Linked DNA regions of Homo sapiens: region 2 is linked to region 1. A link is an interaction called in ENCODE POLR2A ChIA-PET data of the cell type or tissue named here. Cell type or tissue: MCF 10A. All regions are shown on one strand. Each heading gives the region's core, and the rest is flanking DNA. Links, peaks and the distances in the headings are about the cores only.

The links. ChIA-PET counts read pairs that join two places held together with the same protein. Peaks named below come from ENCODE experiments on the same cell type or tissue, not always from the same donor. Only the 100,000 strongest peaks of a DNase experiment are listed, where the experiment ranks them.
Region 2: POLR2A ChIA-PET joins it to region 1 with 22 read pairs; 7 of 35 experiments call an interaction of 5 or more read pairs at or near these places.

The regions. Positions count from the first base shown.
Region 1 is chr15:98,898,213-98,908,353 of GRCh38, reverse strand. IGF1R (insulin like growth factor 1 receptor) reads right to left here. Exons shown (of 21, transcript NM_000875.5): 5 at 8,733-8,877. Among named protein-coding and RNA genes, the nearest start is that of PGPEP1L, 100 kb to the left of the region's middle. RefSeq lists an enhancer at 1-488. In MCF 10A, for the core only: a CTCF peak has its summit at 3,682 (motif pointing right); DNase peaks (open chromatin) are centred at 1,433, 3,693, 4,483 and 4,813.
Region 2 is chr15:98,653,108-98,663,248 of GRCh38, reverse strand. All of the region lies in intron 1 of IGF1R (insulin like growth factor 1 receptor), which reads right to left. Among named protein-coding and RNA genes, the nearest start is that of IRAIN, 7.4 kb to the right of the region's middle. RefSeq lists silencers at 1-89, 3,795-4,089 and an enhancer at 1,166-1,976. In MCF 10A, for the core only: a CTCF peak has its summit at 3,848 (motif pointing right); DNase peaks (open chromatin) are centred at 3,838 and 5,328.

The sequences.
Region 1 (10,141 bases), core at 1,340-9,339:
AACGTGCTTGAAAGCAGTCCATGAGAGAACAGACATGCTCTGCTACCCAATCGGAACAGCGTACACTTTGCTCTAAAGTCTCCCATTATCCATGGAAGTAAATCCTGCCCAATCAGCAGCATGATGGGATAGGAGACAGCATGAGACAGGGAGACAAGCTTGTGGGGGGTCAACCCTGGGCCTTCTCCCTCCCCCATTCATCTTTCATTCTGAGCAGCCCCAGCTCCAGTCCCTGGAGGTGTGGGGGAGGAGGAAGAGCCACTAACATGCAGTGCTCTTGGGCCTCTCATCCAGGCAAGAGGACTCGGAGTCCAACACAGTGGTTCTCCAAGTTCAGTGTGCACAAAGCTTGTTTGCAAAGGGCTGGGCCCCACCCCCAGAGCTTCTGATTCAGCTGGGGTGGGCAAAGAATCTGCATTTATCACAAATCCCAGGTGGTGCTGACCCCTGCTGTGGTCCCTGGACCACACGTGGAGAACCAGCAATCTAGGAGAGGCTGAGTTCCAGTGAGGTGGTGGAGGACCAAAGCCCACCAAACCAGACGTGGCTTCTGCCCCAGAGGGTGTGCACACGAGTAGCAGATCCAACCAGCACAGGAAGCCGTTCTATCTGGCTACCCAGGTGGCAGGACAAGTCCATCCCTGGAGAGGCAAGAAAGCAGACAGCTACGGCTTAGGTCTAGAGAAAGATCCCCGCAGTGGGCCTTTCTCTCTGGCTTCCCCAGGAAGGCAGCAGACAATGCCAGGGTTGACTTCTGAGTCCTCTGTGCTGATGGGCCTGATCCCCATGGACCGTGAATCCTTCTTCTCCTCTTCCTGCTCTGCTTCTTACTAAGTTTGGGAATCAGTGCAGTACTTTGAGTGACTTCTAAGATCCACTCACAGATCTAATGTATAAACACACAAAGGAGAAAGAACCCCAGCCCTCCCTGCAGAGCCAGCGTAGCCAGGACAAAACAGAACCCCTAAGGCTTCGTCTGCCCTGGAGGCTATGTCCATTGGGGATCTCTCTGCATCTGGTGAGGGTCTTCATTTACACCCAAACCAGGACCTCTAACCAGCTGGTCAATCCTCAGCCTGATTCTCATTTACAGTAAAGCACAAATTATGGTTACAATGCTGCCAAGCAGCCCTGTGACATTTTCCTGAACATTCACAAAGGGACGTCAGACCAGGAAGGAGTTCAGAGACTGGGACCCAGGACCAGAAATGCCATGAATGAGCTGCACAGCCATGCGCAGATCCCTTAGTGCTATCTGTAGCCCTGTTTACTCACTCGTAGGACAACAAGGGGAATGCACAGGTGACATCTAAGCTCCCTGTCTACTTTAAGAACGACCAGAAGGAGTCACAGAGCCACCACGGAATCTGCATCACAAGCCTGAAGCCCAACCCTTTCCTGAGCACTGGGCTCTCTGTCCACACAAGTGCTGGGGGTGGAGGTTGGAGTCCTGCCAGCACAGGGGTGCAGTGAGCACACAAGTGAGTCGAAAGACAGAGCCTCTGAAGCTAAGTCAGGCTCCTCACACGCCCATCTTCAGGCCTCTGGACACATTAGTGACCACCAAACCGGTAGCAAAAACTTGTAAGTCAACAGTTCTTTCCTTTCAGTAAGGGCTCCCTCCTGAACACACAGCTATCCTGGAAAAGCAGCATAAGACATTGTCCAAATGATCCCAGATCTGGTCAATGCAACACAAGGTGTGTTTCCTGGGGAGCAGTGCCAGGATATGGCCCAGCTGGCGCTACTGTTGCTGGGGGTAGACCCCATCCATACCTGCTGTTTCTCACTACCAGGCTGCAGGTGACACTGCTGGAGGTCAGAGGGGCTCCATGCAGTCATACAACGGAAGGAGGGATGGAGTGGAAATGGATGTGTCATAAGCCCATTCTTGCTCATAGGTTTCTCCAGCTCCAAAGGAGACTGCAGCGATGCACCCCCAAATGTCGGGCTGCTTCCAGGTACCTGAGTTAGTTACAGGACAAAATCTCCTTGTTGATGAAGAAACCTCTGGGCTGCCGGTAAGGACCAATTAATCAGGCCAAACTTCCATCTACACCCAGAACCAGGCCTCTTTTCATAAACTAATTTCACTAGCAGGGAACGGAACCACACCAAAAATACCTTCTGAACAAAACATTCTTCTCCCCCACGGGAGGAAGCATGAATTATAAACCAGGAATTTGACAAATGAATGGCAGGCACACTGAAATTCTGTGTATTTGACTAATCACTTTGAAAAGCAAGATTATCTTTTTACAGTAAACACAAACATTTTTTACAATCATTGAAGAGGCTGGGAGCCAGGATACCAATATCAATAAAACCCAGGCATTATGGAGCCTGTGGAAGCTAAAGAAAAATAAAAATAAAACCCTTGTCAAAATAATAATCAAGCCATTCATGAGCTGCCTGTCAATACCATGCTTGTTTTTCGAGCCACAGCTTGGGGCAAGGCTCCCCGCTAAATTCCTTCCATGATTAGGTGAGAATTAAGAGAAGGTAAAAGGCAGAGACCTGTCTGCACATCTTTAAAATATGCATACGCTAAAGTTATCATTGTTTCCTGAAGAAAAAGATTACTTAAGTAAATTATTCAGTAAATGTGATTTCCTAATTGTTTCTTAGCTTACTGCCTTTACATTCAAAGAATGCTTTTAAAAATTAGGTTTTTTTTTTTTTTTCCCCTTGAGACAGGGTCTCACTCTGTAATCCAGGTTGGGGTGCAGTGGTGCAATGACAGAGCACTGCAGCCTCAACTTCCCAGGCTCAAGCTACCCTCCTACCTCAGCCTCCCAAGTAGCTGGGACCATAGGTATGCCCCACCATGCTTGGTTAATTTTTCTTTTCTTTTTTTTTTTTAACAGCTGGTATCTCACTATGTTGCCCTGGCTGGTCTCAAACTCCTGGGCTCAAGCAATGCCTTGCCATGGTCTTCCAAAGTGCTGGGATTACAGGTGTGAGCCACCACACCTGACCAGTTACTTATTTTTCTTTAGCTTCCATGTGCTCTATGATATCCAGATTTTATTGATATTGGTATCCTGGTTCTCAGCCTTCTCTATGTTGTAAAAAATGTTTATTTCTACACTTGGGTAGGCCCTATCTCCCAATCTGTAGACCACACAGGATGGGAACAGTTGGTTATCTTCCTGAGGACATCTCTATGTTATCTCTATCGATATTTGAGTGGTGAAGACAGCCCCAGGTACACGGTTCAGAGCACTCCATCTGGGAATCCAAAGGTCAGGTCTGAGCCTCATCTCCAGCATTTACTGAGGAACCCCTCTGGGCAAAAGATTTATTCAGCTCTCCCAGGCTGGAGTCTCTCAGCTGCAAACTGGGGGTGCCTTCCCTGCTTTTCTGGCTGAGGCCAGTTGGAAGAATTGGATGGGCTAAACATAAAAGGATACCGTGAGCTTTTAATCACCCCACAAAAGTGCAGGATGACATGTGCTATTCTCTGAAGTGTGAAAGTCCCCTGGAACAAAGTCTCAGAACAGGAAGGTCCTGTGCCCTGATAAATGGAGCTGAACCCGAGGTCTCCAGCCTACAGAGGTAGGAAGGGACAGTTTCCCCATTTTCAGTGCTTGCTGACATACTGAAAACAATTCTGCAATTATACAACCAATCATTCCAGTTCCTTCCTTCGAGGAGAAAATTGCCTCTTCACGGCTGTCTCTAGGGGGCATCAGAACCCAGGACACAGGCTGTCATCAGCAACAGAGCCATCTGCAACTGATAAGAGTATTTGGCCTTTTTTGCCTTTCTGCAGATGCTCCCACCAATCCATCTGCAAACAGGCTGGTTTATATCATGTCCACTCTCCCCCAAATCCAATATTTACATCAACCTTAGGGGTTCAGCAAGGGTGGATATGTCTATCTAGGTGGAACCAGGCACCATACAGATATTCAGACAATGTTTCCTCTTTGTTTAGGTGTTTCTTAAAAATAGCTTTACTTCTGAAGTATAACCTGCCTATCAAATATTCACCCATCAGGCCAGGCACGGTGGCTCACACCTGTAATCCCAGCACTTTCAGAGGCCGAGGCAGGCAGATCACGAGGTCAGATGATCGAGACCATACTGGCTAACATGGTGAAACCCCGTCTCTACTAAAAATACAAAAAAATTAGTCGGGCGTGGTGGTGAGCGCCTGTAGTCCCGGCTACTCGGGAGGCTGAGGCAGGGGAATGGTGTGAACCCGGAGGCGGAGCTTGCAGTGATCCGAGACAGCGCCACTGCACTGCAGCCTGGGTGACAGAGTGAGACTCCATCTCAAAAAAAAAAAAAAAAAAAAATTCACCCATCATTCCATGAGCTTCCGTAAATTTACACAACTGTCCAACCATCACCACTACTCAGTTCCAGAACACTTCCATCATCCAAGAGTTCCCTCATTCCCATTGGTGGTCAATCTCCACCTCTTCCTTGCAGCCATCCCTGGTCTGCTTTCTGTCTCTATAGTTTTGCCTTTTCTGCAAATTACATACGAATGAGTCATATAATATGTAGTCTTTTGTGTCTGGATTTTTTCTTTTCACTTAGCCTAATGTTTTAGAGGTTCACCCATGTTGTAACACGTGTCATACTTCACGTCTTTTTATTGTTGAGTAGTCAGTTGTCCTTTGTGCCACATTTCATTTATCCATTTATCTTTCTATCCACTCATCTGCTGATGAACATCTGAATGGTTTCCAGTGGGTCTTTCTTTTGGGCTGGGGGTCGGGGGAATCCCGGGAGGCTATTATGAGTAATACTGCTACCAGCATTCATACACAAGTCTTGTGTGGGCATGTTTTCATTTCTCTTGGGTGGATCCCGGAATTGCTAGGTCACAGGGTTGGTGTATATTTTCCAAAAGTCCCAGGGAAATGTGAAAAAGCGGCCATGTTTCAGCCTGACCTTTGAGCTCCAAGAAGGTATTACAAAGCACTGCGTGTTGCACAGTCGAGTGGTAGGAACAAAAGCATAGAAATGCCTATCCGCGAATTTCAATTCTTTTAACTCACCACCCTCCATCTACTTTTTCCTTCTTCTTTTCAAGGCAACAATCCTTGGTAGCACCAAATAATGTGAAACTTTAACTCCTTATTTATCTGATGCCATCAGGAAACAAGGTTGTCCAAACAAGGGGATTTTCCAGATAGTGAAAATATTCTCTTACTCAAGAGCTTAAAAATTAGCTATTTTATAAAAATTGTGTACATGTGGATTACAAAACCTGTTTCCTTTGTAAACAGCAGAGCGGTCTTGATTTTCTTAATGTCTAAGGTCATTACTCTAGAAATACACCCTATGGTGTCCTTGAGGAAACCATGGCTATGGCTTTTGTAACTGGGTTACAAAATCAGCTCACGCCGAGTGCGATATAAAAGTCAACAGGCTCTGAGTGAGGAATAAGAGCTCTACTCTATGTAAAATGCTTGAATTTTCTGTTCTGGATGGCTCAGGAGACTTTTTGAGGGGGATCTCAGTGACATTTTGGAAAGCCAAGGTTGTCAGAGTTGAAGGATCTCTGTACCTTGAATTGTTCTGTTCTCCATCAAAAACAAAAGGCTACAGAACAGAACTTTCATCCTATTGAACCAAATGGAAACATTTATGTTATCACTGGCTATAAAAGAAGTTCAAGAAGGCCGGGCGTGGTGGCTCAAGCCTGTAATCCCAGCACATTGGGAGGCTGAGGCGGGCGGATCACAAGGTCAGGAGTTTGAGACCAGCCTGAACAACACGGTGAAAGTCCGTCTCTACTAAAAGCAAAAATAAGCCGGGCGTGGTGGTGCGTGCCAGTAATCCCAGCTATTCAGGAGGCTGAGGCAGGAGAATCGCTTGAACCCAGGAGGCAGAGGGTGCAGTGAGCCGAGACAGCGCCACTACACTCCAGCCTGGGCGACACAGCAAGATTCCATCTCAAAAAAAAAAAAAAAAAAAAGTTCAAGAAAATAGTGTGACACGTGTTAACAACATGGGTGAACCTCTAAAACATTAGGCAGCAGTGTGAGGGGAAAATATTTAGGAAAAAAAACCGTCAAAGTGCTTTGTGATATGCACATGGGAAGAAATGAAGGGATAAAGCAGTGGTTTCCAATCTTTGCTGCCTGCTGAAGTGCCTAGGGATCTTTAGACAAGCACTGATTCCTGGATCCTAACCCCAAACGCTCCTATTGAATTGGGGTGGGGGTGCAACTTGGACATCAGGATTTCTCAACTCCACCCCTGCCCCCACCCCCAATGATTCCATAATGTGTAGCAAAGTTTGAGAAACACTGGGATGAAAGCTATCTTGGCTTAAACCAAAAGCACACCGAAATAAAAATTTCAGACAGCTCTGCTAACACTCCTCTATTCAAAAGCCTTGAATACGTTCCATGGTCTTCCTAAATTATAACCCTTTATACCTGCGTGCAAAACATCTTACATAACTCTAGTACCACCCACCTCTCCAGTGTTAGTTGCCCAACAGGCCCCAGGATGCCCCAACTCGTTGCCTTTGCTCCTGCCACCCTACCTTGAATTGCCTTTCTTCACTTCAATCCTCTGCTTTCCTCAAGTTTTTCCCGAAAGCCTTCAAGGCCCATCTCAAATGCCACCTCTTGTCAGAAGCCTGTCTGATCTTCTCAGGTATCTGGCTCTTCTCCATGCCTAGGGCACATTTCTTTCTTTCCCTTGTATCACTGTGCGAGTTCTGCTTTGCACTGCTGATGTTTATCTGACTATCGTATCCTGTCCTTCTCTTTCTCGCTCTGACTCTTCCCTTCTTGCAGAAGTGAGGGCAGCTAGTGAAGGGGCCAGACCTAACTCTGTCCCTGAGTCTAAGGAGAAATGAACAGCTGAGGTGTTGCTAGCGGTCTCAACACCTGAAGCAAACAGAGCTCTTGGGGAGCTCATCATCGTGAGGATGGGCTATACCTTTGTGGTCATGGGCCAGGAAGACAGGGTGAGAGAAAACTTCCCATCGGGAGGTAAAAGATTCTTAAGAGCCCAAGCTCAAGAAAGAGCCTCTTAGAAGCTGCACGCAGGAATGAAAGGCTGGAGCCAGCATCCTTGGAGCTGCAGGACTACTGGGGAGCAGCAGCAGCAGGGAAAACCCAAGGCCCACTTGCCCTCCCCTGCATCTAAAATGGTAAGAGCAGGCCAGGGGCCCGGGCTTACCTGGAAAGCCTCCCAAACACCTGAGCACGCAACCTTAAAAAGATTTTGCTGATGCTTCAGGTTTTATGCAAGTTTCAGATAATGAGAAAGACATCATAAATATTCTTGCAAATAAAAATCAGGCTTTAATTTCTAACTACATTTAAGTGCACAATACTTAGTTAACACTCCATGAAAAGGTAACCACATAATAATTCCTAATGGAAATTAATTAAACTCTCCTCTCAGCATTCACCTCTATGTCTATCATTTGCTTAGTCTAGAAACAAAAAAGTATATCATTAAGCAACAAGAAAATTTGACAGCTACTGCTCTGCTGAAGAAGAAATGCTCACAGACACCCGAGATTCCAGAAACACAAACCTACTTAGAAAAAAAAAAAGCGGAGAAAAATTCATTTTAAAATTTAATACAAGAAACAATAATCATCACCTTAAACTGGTAGGGCCTCAGCTTGCCAGGTAAGTGACTGAGGAGTCTGGGGCTGGGTGCAGCGGCAGCCTCCTTCGATTTGCAATGAGAAAGAAGTTTTTTAAGGATTGGTGTTCCCCAGTGGGGAGGACACTGTGCTTTTCAAGGATGGAATGAAGAGCTGCCCGCTCTCGTTAGCTCTATCAGATGATGGAATTTTAAGAATTTAAGACTGACCAAGAGTTAGTCTGAGAAAAACAGGGAGGCTGTAAAGAAACCCTTATGCAGTAACTTTATCCAGTTGGGGCAGATAAATCAGCAAAGACAACCTTTCCCATGACCTTCTCGCCTCTTCTTTTCCTAAATTATTTTCCCAAATTCTCTTTGGAAGGAATTCACTCTTTAATTGATAACTCCTTTTATTTTGAAGCATTCACTTAAAGCCTGGCAAGAGTCGTATTTAAAAGGGAGAGTTTAAAGAGAAAAGTACATATGCAAAGGTACACACAGGCTGACGGCTGGAAAGCAATTGTGCATGCAATAAGCACCGGCTTTTATCCTCCAGTGAAAAGCCCACGGTTATTTTAAAACCCCTATCACAAAGCAGGCCTGTGCCAAGGCAAAAACTCTATCAATAGTGCAAATCCTGTAAACTAATCAATAAAAACCATCTCGTGAATCCGGGTTTCTTTCTAACAAAACGAACCGCCCATGCTCCTCCCGTGCTCTCACTTCCAATATCTTAAAAGATGGAGCAGTTGTGCGTAGTAGAGTACAGCATCCTGAGGCAGATGAGGGTCGCGCGAACAATGATTTCACAGGGAGGTGAGCACTCCAGACCAACTGCTGTCATTCTTGGCAGAAAAGCCCTAAGCGCACCCCCGTCTGCCGTCTCACTGGTCACAGTCAGACACGCAACCCTTGACTGATGAGGCAAAATCCAGTAAGGGTGATAACATCTCTGTTTTCCAAACAGCAACCTCCTAAGAATGGAGAACCATGACTCCACCCAAGACCTACTCGAGCAGCACAGGCAATACTGCGGCTTCCTCCTTTCTTCTCTTTAACAAGGCAGGGAGGGCTCTTACCTCAGCAACACAGTTTCATAAGCACGCTGCTTATTTTGTAATAGAACGTCAGCTCATGAAATTTGGGGCACTTACCCTTCTAGCTGCTCCTCTCCTAGGATGAGGCGAAGGTTTTTTAGGAAGGACAAGGAGACCAAGGCATGAGAATGGCGGATCTTCACGTAGCCCGTCACCACCTCGATGAGCCCCATGAAGTTCTCCAGCTCTGAAGCAATGTTATCTACATTGAAAGGGGATTGTGTCACTGTGTGCTCACTTGGTGTAAGGGTGACATACTTGGATTCTTACAAACACAAGTGAGAACAATTCAACGGCAGGTGCCCCCTGAGATGCTCCCAGCACAGGACTGGCTGCTCCCTGACAAAAACACACTTCCCTGGCTTGACTCTCAACAACGACTCCTGGAACGAGGCCTCCCAGGCAGGGGAAGCCAAGTTTCTAGGAGGCTGGGGGGTACTGCAGCTCCCAAGCTGATTAACAAAATATAAAATCATAAATACCAGACTGCCAATTAGCTAAGGCTGACGAATGTAGGGAACGTCTTTTAATATGCTCTGTCAACAGACAGTATGGCCCCCACAGTACAAGGGCATGACTAAATCAACATTTTCTCCATCTCATTAGGAACTGCCTTTGCTGCCTTTCTAATTCCTAAGATACAGGGATCTATATTTAAAGGTTCCATTTTACTAAGACTTGAAGAAAATACACCAAAATGTTAACAATGGCTATCTATGAGGGATTTTTAAAAATTCATTTCTGCATTGCTAAATTTTCTATAGTATTTATGTATTGCTTTTATAACTAGAAAATAGTTGGAAAAATAGTTGAAAATAGTTGGAAAAATAGTTGCTAATAAAGATGTACAAACATAATATGCAAACAACAGGTTTCATCTTGTTTAGTCTACCTTTTTCTCATAGTAAACAAAAACCAATTTTCAGTTCAACTAATGCTAAAATTATAATAAACACTATAATGAACTGGGTGTGGTCCAATTAATGGGATTTTACTGTGCGTAATTTATGAAGACATATTTAATAAAATGCTCTATTTTGCTTTGAGTTGATACAAATAAAATAATAAGGGTACTAAAGGATAAAGCCCTACATCTAATTTAATTTAATAGCTTTCCAAGAAAAATTAAAGGGAAGTTCAAGTTGGAAAGATGAGAGGTTGCGTGCAGTTGATGTTTTAAGGAAGAGATCCTGAATTTTAAACGTGGGGCAGGAAGCATGCCTTAGTCAAGATCAGGAAATTTCCCCTCTAATGAGATGTCCCATCATCCTAAATCCAATCTATTTCCTGCAATGGACATAAACCAGAAGACACATTTCATCATCATGCATCAATATGTACCAATCCCTTCATAAATGATACTTCTCCATGGGTTTAATTCACAGATTAAATTTTTGTCTTCAGGACAGGAAGATAAAAAAGTTTAGGCACTCAAAAGGTATGTTCTAGGGATAAGCAAATTAAAA
Region 2 (10,141 bases), core at 851-8,850, 240 kb after region 1:
CATCAACTGGGACTGCTCTCTCGACAAACCACCCCAGCCCACAGCTCCTCTGGCAACCCAGCCCCTCACACCGAGGACCCATCTCACCAGTCACCTCCCTCAGCTGGGCCAACCTGTCCAGTCCATTCCTGCTTCCTGGTCTCAGGTCTAGAGACAAGACTTCCCTCCCTGAGCCTGTCCTCACTGCCTCCCTCATCTATACCATCACTGGCTCACACCGGGGTGTCTATCTGTCCCCCAATCCTGACTCCATCGAGAGACCAGAGCAGCCTCCCCAGAACACCCTTCTCAGCGGGTCCACTGCAATGGTGCAAAGGTTTCAGCGCTCCTCATTCTCTAGCCAGCAGTCAATTCCTTCCCACCACACAAACACCGGATTCTGACACCCTCTCCACTCCATCAGTGCACACTGCCACCCACACCACACATGGTCCCTTCCTCTCCTGGGGAGCTGCCTCCTTGGATCTTGAGAGTCAAATATTTAGGGCACACTAAAGTCAGACATCCTCCTTAAAGCTTCTCAAGCCATTCTGCAGTTCCGTGACCCCACTGCCTGCAGCCCACATACTTCTCTCCGGTCAGCATCCCATAACTTAGCACTAAACTCATAGCATCTGTTACTCTCCACCAGTAGTTGAGTTTTCCCAACTAGACAACAAGCTCGAGTAAAAAAAAAAAATCATATTCTTTCATATGCTTTCCATGGAGCAGAGACCACTGGAGGCCCTCAAATAATCTAGATATCAGAAACAGGGTTCCATACTCTGTCACCACTCACCTTCCACTCCCACTCCCCTTCCACAGATAGGGACATGACCTTGAACCAGTCAGCCTGGTTAACCTAAAAACCCATTCTCTTCAGGCACAGAGAAGCAAGGTGGTTACTTAGTGGTTTCAACAACTGACCTGAGACTCAGACGTCCGGGTTCAAACCTTTCACTGTAGATGTGCAAAAAAAGACCCTCCTTGGCCAGCCACAGTGGCTCACATCTGTAATCCCAGCACTATGGGAGGCCGAGGTCGGTGGATTGCTTGAGGCCAGGAGTTTGAGACCAGCCTGACCAACATGCCTAAACCCCGTCTCTACTAGAAAAAAAAAAAATTAGCCAGGCGTGGTGGCACACGCCTGTAATCCCAGCTTCTTGGGAAGCTGATCCACAAGAATTGTTTGAACCTGGGAGGAAGAGGTTGCAGTAAGGCAGAGGTTGCAGTGAGCGGAGATTGCACCACTGCACTCCAGCCTGGGCAACAGAGCAAGACTGTCTCAAAAAAAAAAAAAAAAAAAAAAAAAAGGGCCCTATTCAACTGGCAGCAATTCCCCAGTGTTGTGGGGAAGGAGGACTGGAGGCCCCAGAGAGAGCCCACCAGGGCCACCCACCATGAGGAGGAGAAAAAAAGAGAAAAGCATCCATTTATTGGATGCTTTCTATTTGCCAGGTTTGCTGGGCAGCTTGGATACATTATCTATTGCTAATTCTCATTGGCATCCCTGCTAGAGCAGTGTTATTCCAATCACAGGCAGAGACACTGAGGCCTGGAGCTCCCTTTCCAACATGCCTCCATGCGTGGGAGAGAGGGAGACAGTGAATTGTTTGAGGGGACAAGGCTTCAAAGGAAGCCCTGCACATATGCAAACCGCACGGAGAAGAGCAGAGCAAAGACAGGCCAGGCTGTCCAGCTAAGTTCACATCCAGCCGGTTCAGCATTCACATGAGAATTTCACAAGATGCTTTTTTACAAGCTACTCTTGAATATTAACATTCCAGCTTCAAATGATTATGTTTACATTTTCTGCAAGAAATATCCCACCCCACTCCTCGGAAGAGGAGACTTTAAGGATAATTTCTAAGGTGTTCATTAAGTTCAGGAGTCCCCTTGACACCAACCTAGACAAGTAAGCTTTCTTCTGTCCAGAGGTCGGGAGCTGGCCTCACCGTCGCCCTACCAGGACACTGTCAAAGGCCTTCACCAGCAACCAAAACCGGCAGGGTTGGAGAGGGTGCTTCAATGATAGAGAGACCTGTAAGACCTTGCTACTGTCCCTCCCAGGAGTGAGGCAAAAGCTTACTGGCCTCACCAAGAAAACAATGCAAAAAATAGAAGCCAACTTCCATACGTGGTGATTCTGCTTGTTCCAACCACATCTCCCTCAAATCTCCATCTCTCTCTCTGCCTAGTATCTTGAGATCTGAAGGCTGGAAGGGCCTGTGAAATGACCTAGGTCCACCCTGTAACTCAAGGTCAGCAGGTGTGCAAGTACCCTACCCACCCAACTTTCTGAGATGCCACCCTGGCCCTCTGCACCAGGCCACTCCGGAGACCACCAGGCAGCCGAGTCCAGCCTGCAGATGCTTCCTCCTCAGGAACCCAGCTCCAAGAGGGTTTAAAAGCACACTACAGACATAAATCGGTGCCAATGAATTATTCATTACATCTTATCTATAGGGAACTTATGGAACAAAGTCTCCATCCACAGGGATGAGGTGATCTTGACACAAGGCCAGACTCACAAATTACCCTTCCAGGAGTTCTAATTTTTTTTATTCACCTCAATGTGCAAAAAGCCTAATCAAACAATGATTTTAAAGATAATTTTATTGCTTTCAAGTTCCATGCAGCAGTAACTGGTGTGATAAAATGTTTTGGCTAGCAGAGGTGCAATGATCAGATGAAAATAAATTTGTTGTACAAAGAAGTGCTTCAAAGTGAATGGCGAGTATCCCTTTAAGAAGTCTTCCGTTTCTTCAGCTCCTCCTATGCACCAGGCACTGGGCCACCTCCTGGGAATTCAAAGATAACCAAGGTACCATTCCCCTCCCCAATGGTGGGGGAAAGCAATATGGGGGAGATGCCCAAATAGGAGGTATAGCAAGAGACCACAGGAGCTCAAGTCAGTGCAATCATTCTGCATGCAGAATCAAGGCCAGAGAGAGGGTGAAATTACAGCTAACTCTTAAAGGAGCTTGCCAGAGGGCAAGCTGGTAGTATTGTTTGCTATTCCAAGCAGAGGGGCTTCCACCTGCCAAGACAAAGAGACACGAATGAGTACAGCCTGAACTGTTCAAAATGTCTGGGAGGAAGGGAGGCTGAAGTTCTCTCTCAGACAGCCAAACAAAGATTTCCGAATTAAAAATAATAAAAGGCAATCATGGGGAAACAGGTTTAAGGCTTTTGACACGTAAAACTGAATAACCAGCTATATATTTTGTGTAATCTCAGCAAGAAAGATTCTGAAAATATCAATAAAACATGAAACAAAATACATAAAATTAGCTAGCGAAATATAGACGGTGTGGGACCTAACACAACACTGGATGTATTTATTCTTATTCTCTGTGAGTATTTCTGGCTGGCGAGCATCTTAACCACATAGAATAGCCAAAGGGGAGAGAGAAGAGAATGAAAGTGTTACTACCTGTTTAAATAGAGCAATGGAAGGTAAATCTTGCTGTATTTTTCCAAATGAAATCAGTAGTGTTTTTTTAATCTCTAATCTCAAATATTTTGGAGCTTTAAATTTATTAAAGTCCTGTAAAATTATCTTAAAACTCTAACTGTAAAAGACACACTAGGTGTTAACAGCTCTGCCATGGAGTTGCAGTGCGCCTGTCTGCATCACTTAGGAAGACCCTAATTCTCTCAGGACAGCTCGCACTGACACAGTAGAGTAACCTTAATCCAAAACTGTAGCCCAGTGATTTCTACAGAAGTCTGTAGTATCCACATTTTCTTGCAATCAGTCCCCAGGAAGCAAGCCAGAGAGTGGGTTGGGATCGCTATCTTCCTCCTTGGGGCACTATTAATTCAGTCACCTAATATGCTGAATTTCCCTTCTGGCCACTAGATGGAGCCTATGCATAGGCGAGATGGGCAAAGTGCACACTGGACACCTCTCAGGTGTGAGCAGAAATTGACAAATGACAATATTAAGGGAGAAAGTGTAATAAACAGATCTCTGAAATGGAAGGCAAACTGCAGGGGGATGACCATCGTTTACTGAAAAAAAAAATCACAACTGTTTAATAAGCAACATGCCATCTTGTTAATAAACACCTTAGCAAAATAAAGTTTTATTATACATTTATTGAGCACCTATGTGCCAGGTTCTATAACATATTTAAATGGCAAGGACAATCAAACATCAAGTAAGCCTTATATTTCTATCCAAAGAACATCTCTGTTCGAGGATGTCACAACCCTAAGAACAGTAGCAGTTGAAGTCCAAGGGCTTAATACCAGGTGCCAGGTTCTATTCTAGGCACTTGACATGTGTACGAATTTGATTTCTATGAATGTTTAAAGTAGATTCTATTAAAATTATAATTTCACAGATGAGGAAACTGAGGCACAAGAAGATTAAATTATTTGCCTGAGAGCTTAGCTACTGAAGAGCTGAGATTCAAACCAGCCACTTTGGCTCCATGGTCCTAATAAAATTACAAGCAAGGAACAAGACAAATCACTGTCAACCAGCAAAACCGTGGGTTATGAACTCAAAAGGAGTAATGGGAAAGTAGATCTATACAAGTTAGGGAAATCCCAAAAACCTTCAAGAAGGAAGAGGAATTTGACTTGGAAATGTAAAGATGGCATCTCTGACCTATTCAAACCACAGAAAAGGCATATGGGGGAAAGGAATCACCTGACTTAGCGTGCTGCCTTTTGAAAGTTATGATCTTGTCCCTATTTTACAGATCCACCTGGAACTTGGAAATTATTTCAATTTAAAAAACCTATTCTATTTCCTCACAATTTTTCTGACTTTGGTTTTCTAAACCTGTTAGAAAAGGTTTTCATTCTGTTGTTTAGTGAGAAAAGGAGAAATGTCTCCCCCAAATATTTTTAAGTCTCCGCATTTCTATCAAGACTCAGAAAAGTTAATAACTTTAGGACCAAAGAACTAATTGGCAGCTAAGGAGAAACTAAAGCTATGGTGACCTTCCTGTGTTCTTAAGCGGCACTTTCTGCTATTCAGTATTGAGGATGGAAGGAGAAGTAGCAGAGTAGTGAAGAGGAAAAACATTCTCAGCTATGGAAACAGCAGAAGCAAAAACTTGAAGACAGGCATAACACAGCTTCCTTTCCATCAAGCTAATGCACAGATGCTGGGGAGTACCAGGAACTAACAGTGGATCCCTACAGCACAGGATTACTAAGGACCTGTTTCATTACTTGATTCTAAGGACCCTGGACTTGATCCTAGGACCACAAGAGGCACGTTCTGAGTATTTGGAGCTGGCAAGTCCATCAGACTAAGGGAATGGTACAGGAACTGGTTCAGAGGCCAACTCAGCATGTAGTCAGAGTCAATGCAGGTCTGCACTGGACCAGGCTGGATCCCGGAATAGGGGTCAATCTGAGCGATTTCAAGTGACTCAGTGAGATCGAAAGGCAACATTCAATTAATGAGTCTCCCCAGAAAAGGACAGGCTGCAGAACTGAAACTGAACAAATTCCATCCTGAGCCAATCTCTGTTGCTGAAAATTTTACTGAGGTGCATGTGAGAAAGAAAATCCCAATTGTATCACCTGACGAAGAAAGGCTACCATAACAAAAGTTCTGTACCTACGACTACACGATATCATGTTGTGACCTAACATATGCAGTGAACTCATTATCCACAGAAATCAGACAACAGAACTAAGGGAAGCCTCACAGCAGATCTCCCTCTGCTGCTACTGGTCTCTGTGTTCATTTGTTTTCGTGGCAATCTGTGCTTCTCTTTAAAGTCCTGAGTCTGTAAGCTTGTGTATTATCCCACTAAAATGAGACTCAGGGAAATTAGGTAAAGAGAATAAATACAGGACAACACAGATAAATGTGGACACAACTGAGAGGGATTTTACAATCTAGACAGAATTAATAGCTAATGACTTAGAAAACACTTTGTAAGCTGATGCAGTCAATTGGATCATGGGCTCCTACCTGGAATTTCTCTCCATGCTTCCTACTTTTTCCAGGAAGTTATCAAAGGTCACTAAGACGCTTTGAATTTGGGGAAAACTCCTACAAATAAATTCATCTCTCCCTAATTACCATTAGACTTCTGTTCTTTAAAGTTCTATTGACTAAACTTTGGCTGACTTAAATTGGTGATGTCTCATTTACGTAATCAAGCACATATTCCCAATAACCAACTTTACAGAGACTAACCACGACTATATTTTTTACAGCAGAGGACAAGCTGAAAGCAATCACAATGTATCAGGAAAAATTTCAAGTTATGCTCTATAAAATATTTATGCTCTAACAACTATCAAAATATATTTGTTCTCCCATGTCAAGAGTAATTTTTAAAGTGGTATTTATTTTTAAACTGACAAATAATTCCAAAGCCAGTTTGAGAAAGCTAGTGCCATGTTAAAAAGAAAATGGTTGAACAAAAGTATACAAAACAGCAACAACAATGTATTTCAAACTCGCAGAATTTGGACGATGGACGGATGGATGGAGATACACAATTCTGAACAAACGGCATTCGTATTATGTAACTCTTACTGAAGTAGAGACCTATGGTATTAAGGGGGCTAAGACTGAGGAGTGAGATAAAACAAAGTTTCAAACTCCTCCCCGCAAGAACTTTCTGGATTAGCAAGACTACTTTCTAAAGTCTTTAAAATATGCAAAAAAACAAAAAAAAAATGTTTTCCAGACTATTACCAGGTGAGCAATTTATTTTTATATATGTATTTTGTGTGTGTGATGGAGTCTCGCTCTGTCACCCAGGCTGGAGTGCAGTGGCATCATCTTGGCTCACTGCAACCTCTGCCTCCTGGGTTTCAGCAATTCTCCTGCCTCAGCCTCTCACGTAGCTGGGATTATAGGCACGGGCCACCACGCCCGGTTAATTCTGGTATTTTTAGTAGAAAGGGGGTGCACCATGTTGGCCAGGCTGGTCTTGAACTTCTGACCTCAAGTGATCTGCCCACCTTGGCCTCCCAAAGTGCTGGGGTTACAGGCAGGAGCCGCTGTGCCCAGCCAGGTGAGCAGTAAGGTAGGCCCAGCTATCGCTGCAGTGTGTGATGGCCCCATCCACAGGTGTGCACATCTTCCCCATGTGACTAGCCAGCCGCCCCACTACTCCAAAGAATGTGAATGCTTCAAGACCACCAACCACCAAGTGAGCTCCATGGACACAAGGCCCAACAACTTATATTGCAATCGTAGGTGTTCATCCCTCACCATAAAAGAAACTACTTTCTGTTGTGGTCCAGTGAAAACAGAAGAGCAATCTATGAGTTTACAAATTCTTGTAGGCTGGGGGCGGTGGCTCGCACCTGTGATCCCAGCCCTCCGGGAGGCCGAGGTGAGTGGATCGCTTGAGTCCAACCTGAGCAACATAGCAAAACCTCGTCTGTACTAAAAATACAAAAAATTAGCCAGGCATGGTGGTGTGTGCCTGTAGTCCCACCTACTTGGGAGGATCACTGGAGCCTGGGAGGTCAAGGCAGAATCAAGCCGTGATCACACCACTGCATTCCAGCCTAGGTGACCAGAGACCCTGTCTCAAAAAAAAAAAAGAAAAAAAAATCTGTAGTCCAGGGCAGGAAAAAGAAAAATTTTAAGCTTGCTTACTAGTTTGTTTCGTTTTATTTTTTTTTTTAATAAACATGGCAGTAACATCTATAGTTTGACGGGTATCTTTAAAAACTTATGGTAAGACATTTTACAGTATCAAATAATTTCTAAACCTAAAGAACTGCATCCAGTAAGTACTCAACATGTATTTACTGTGGAAGAAAAGAGGGAGGGAAAACGACTATTTCTCAGTTCAAGTAAGGAAATATCAGTTTTTCCTTAAGATTTGAAAATAAAACATAAGTAAAGCCGGCATCAGTGGAAAAAAAGGGAGAGAAATCTTCAAAAATGGTATCTGGGACTTTCAAACGAGTAAAATTGACCATTTAAAAACTTAGTCTTCAAAAGTCCAAAAGTCTCAAAATCAAAGGTATTGTTAATACTTTGAGTCAAATAAAACCAAAGCAATTTAACAAAAGAAAACATCATGCCGAGGAAGTATGCTTCTCTTGAGATAACAATCTAACTTGTTTTAAAGATCCTTTGTTTACTAACCATTTTATATTCCAAATATATGTTCCTTCCTCAGAACAAATCAATTCTTTTCCAGACCCTCGGGGATGGGGGTGCAGGCATGAGGGGATGTGTACATATATCAAAGTTTTAATCTTTTCAAATAGTGGAACTCAGTTATGCTTCCCAAATGTCAACAGGTCTCAATGTCCACAAACACTGGGGCTGCTACCCTCCCCCATCCCCACTTAAAGCCACATCACATCTTTACAAATAACTGGAAAACCTCCTCTTGCTAAGCTGATGCCAAACACCATTTTCCAGGAGGGATCAGAGTGCATCACTCATTAGGCACTTTGTTGTCTCTAAAGTGTTCAGAATTTTCCTTCAGAACATCTCAGACTGGAAATCAAGAAACTATATCCGTAACATGTGTGCAACTATTATATATTTAGTACAATTGAGAAGAGCTCATCCCCTGGACTCAGCACCTGTCCTAAGCTGGCTAAGAAAAGCAGTTCAAATCAAGTTCGCCCACAGGCGCAAATACCTCTTCCATGAACTAGGTCTGATTTTTAAATGAGTTTTGAAAACAAATTGGGGAAAATCACAACCTATAAAGAAATGTATCTTGTATGCTTTACAATTAAAAAACAAAAACTTTCAGGATTTGTCTCCTCACTCTTACTCCCTCACGCTTTTAAAAACACCAAGTTATTTACAAATTATAAAATGCCCTGAAATTATGAATGCTTCCTGATTTCTAGAAAGCTAACTAAGCAATATGTAATCCAGAAAACTTCTGAAATAAGTTCCATCTTTCTTACAACTCAAAACATGCTATGCAACGTTCATGTACACACCTGTGACTCCTAATTTTTGGAAAAAGGCAACTACAACACTGCAGTTTGTAAATCACAATTGCCATATCCAATGTTATAAAGAAGACAGTGCCGCCAGTCAAGATGGGTTAACATCACCTGTATGTCACAGTCTACAGTGACATCCCAATATAACGGAAAGCACCAATGAGGCAAAAAAGGTATAGGGTAAAGGCTTCTGATGAACAACACTAGAGTCCTAAGTCTACAGAAATATTTTTAAAAGAACCTTTAAAATGCTAACTACTGTCTACTTGAAAACTGCACCCTATACTGAGTCTGAAAAAAAATCTGAATTTCAAGAAAGGTGGTTTCATGCAAGACTCTGCAGGTTCATGCACTGAGTAGCACAAGGTCAGCTTTCATACAGTAGGTGCACAATAAGTGCAGGCTGGATTCAGTTGCTTCTTACAGCACATTCTTACAAAACAAATGAAACCAGATTTAAAAGGAAACCACCGTCCCTTGAGGGTTCCTCTTGGCAAAAACTCTAAGGCAACAAGTGAAAATGATACAGTTGATTTTCATTACTGCCCTGATCTTGCAACAATAGGAAGGGCAGGAAACATTTTTATTAGTAAACTAAGCCTTAGACAAAGACCAAAAGCAAATGTAAACAACAATTATTCTCTAGGTCTTTTCCTATTGAAAGGCCAGGGTAAATCTGGATAAATGCACACAGTTTCAAAACAAAAATGCCTTTGCCACATTTTAAAACCTTTCGTTCTGTAAGGAATTTTAATTTTATAAAAATCACTGTATACTTGAAACAGTGTATCCTAAAACTACTGCATCCTAAAGATTCTTTCTCCTGCTCAGACCCTGGAACTATGTAAGAAATAAAATAAAACTGCAAAGAAAAGAAACAACAATACTGCATTAAAATGAACTGTTCTGTTCATCCTCAGTCCTTACTACCACTTGTGGTCAATGTGGCATATCAAAAAATGAGTGTTTAAAACATCTTAAAACAGCAATGTCTTTCTTTGTTGGAAAACATAATAAAACTGGAAATACAAACAGCCCTTCAGACTCAGCTCCTAAACTCTATCCTGAAAAAAACCATCATTTCAGATTCAGCTGAGGTTTCTATTGTCAAAAATCTGCCCTCCACCAGCATTTGTGTTTTTTAAATCCAGCTCCTCAATCCCTAACTGAAGCTACATAGAACCAAGATTCTTTTTCTCCTGCTTGCCCATTTCTACTGCGGGATTGAATCCCTGTTGCT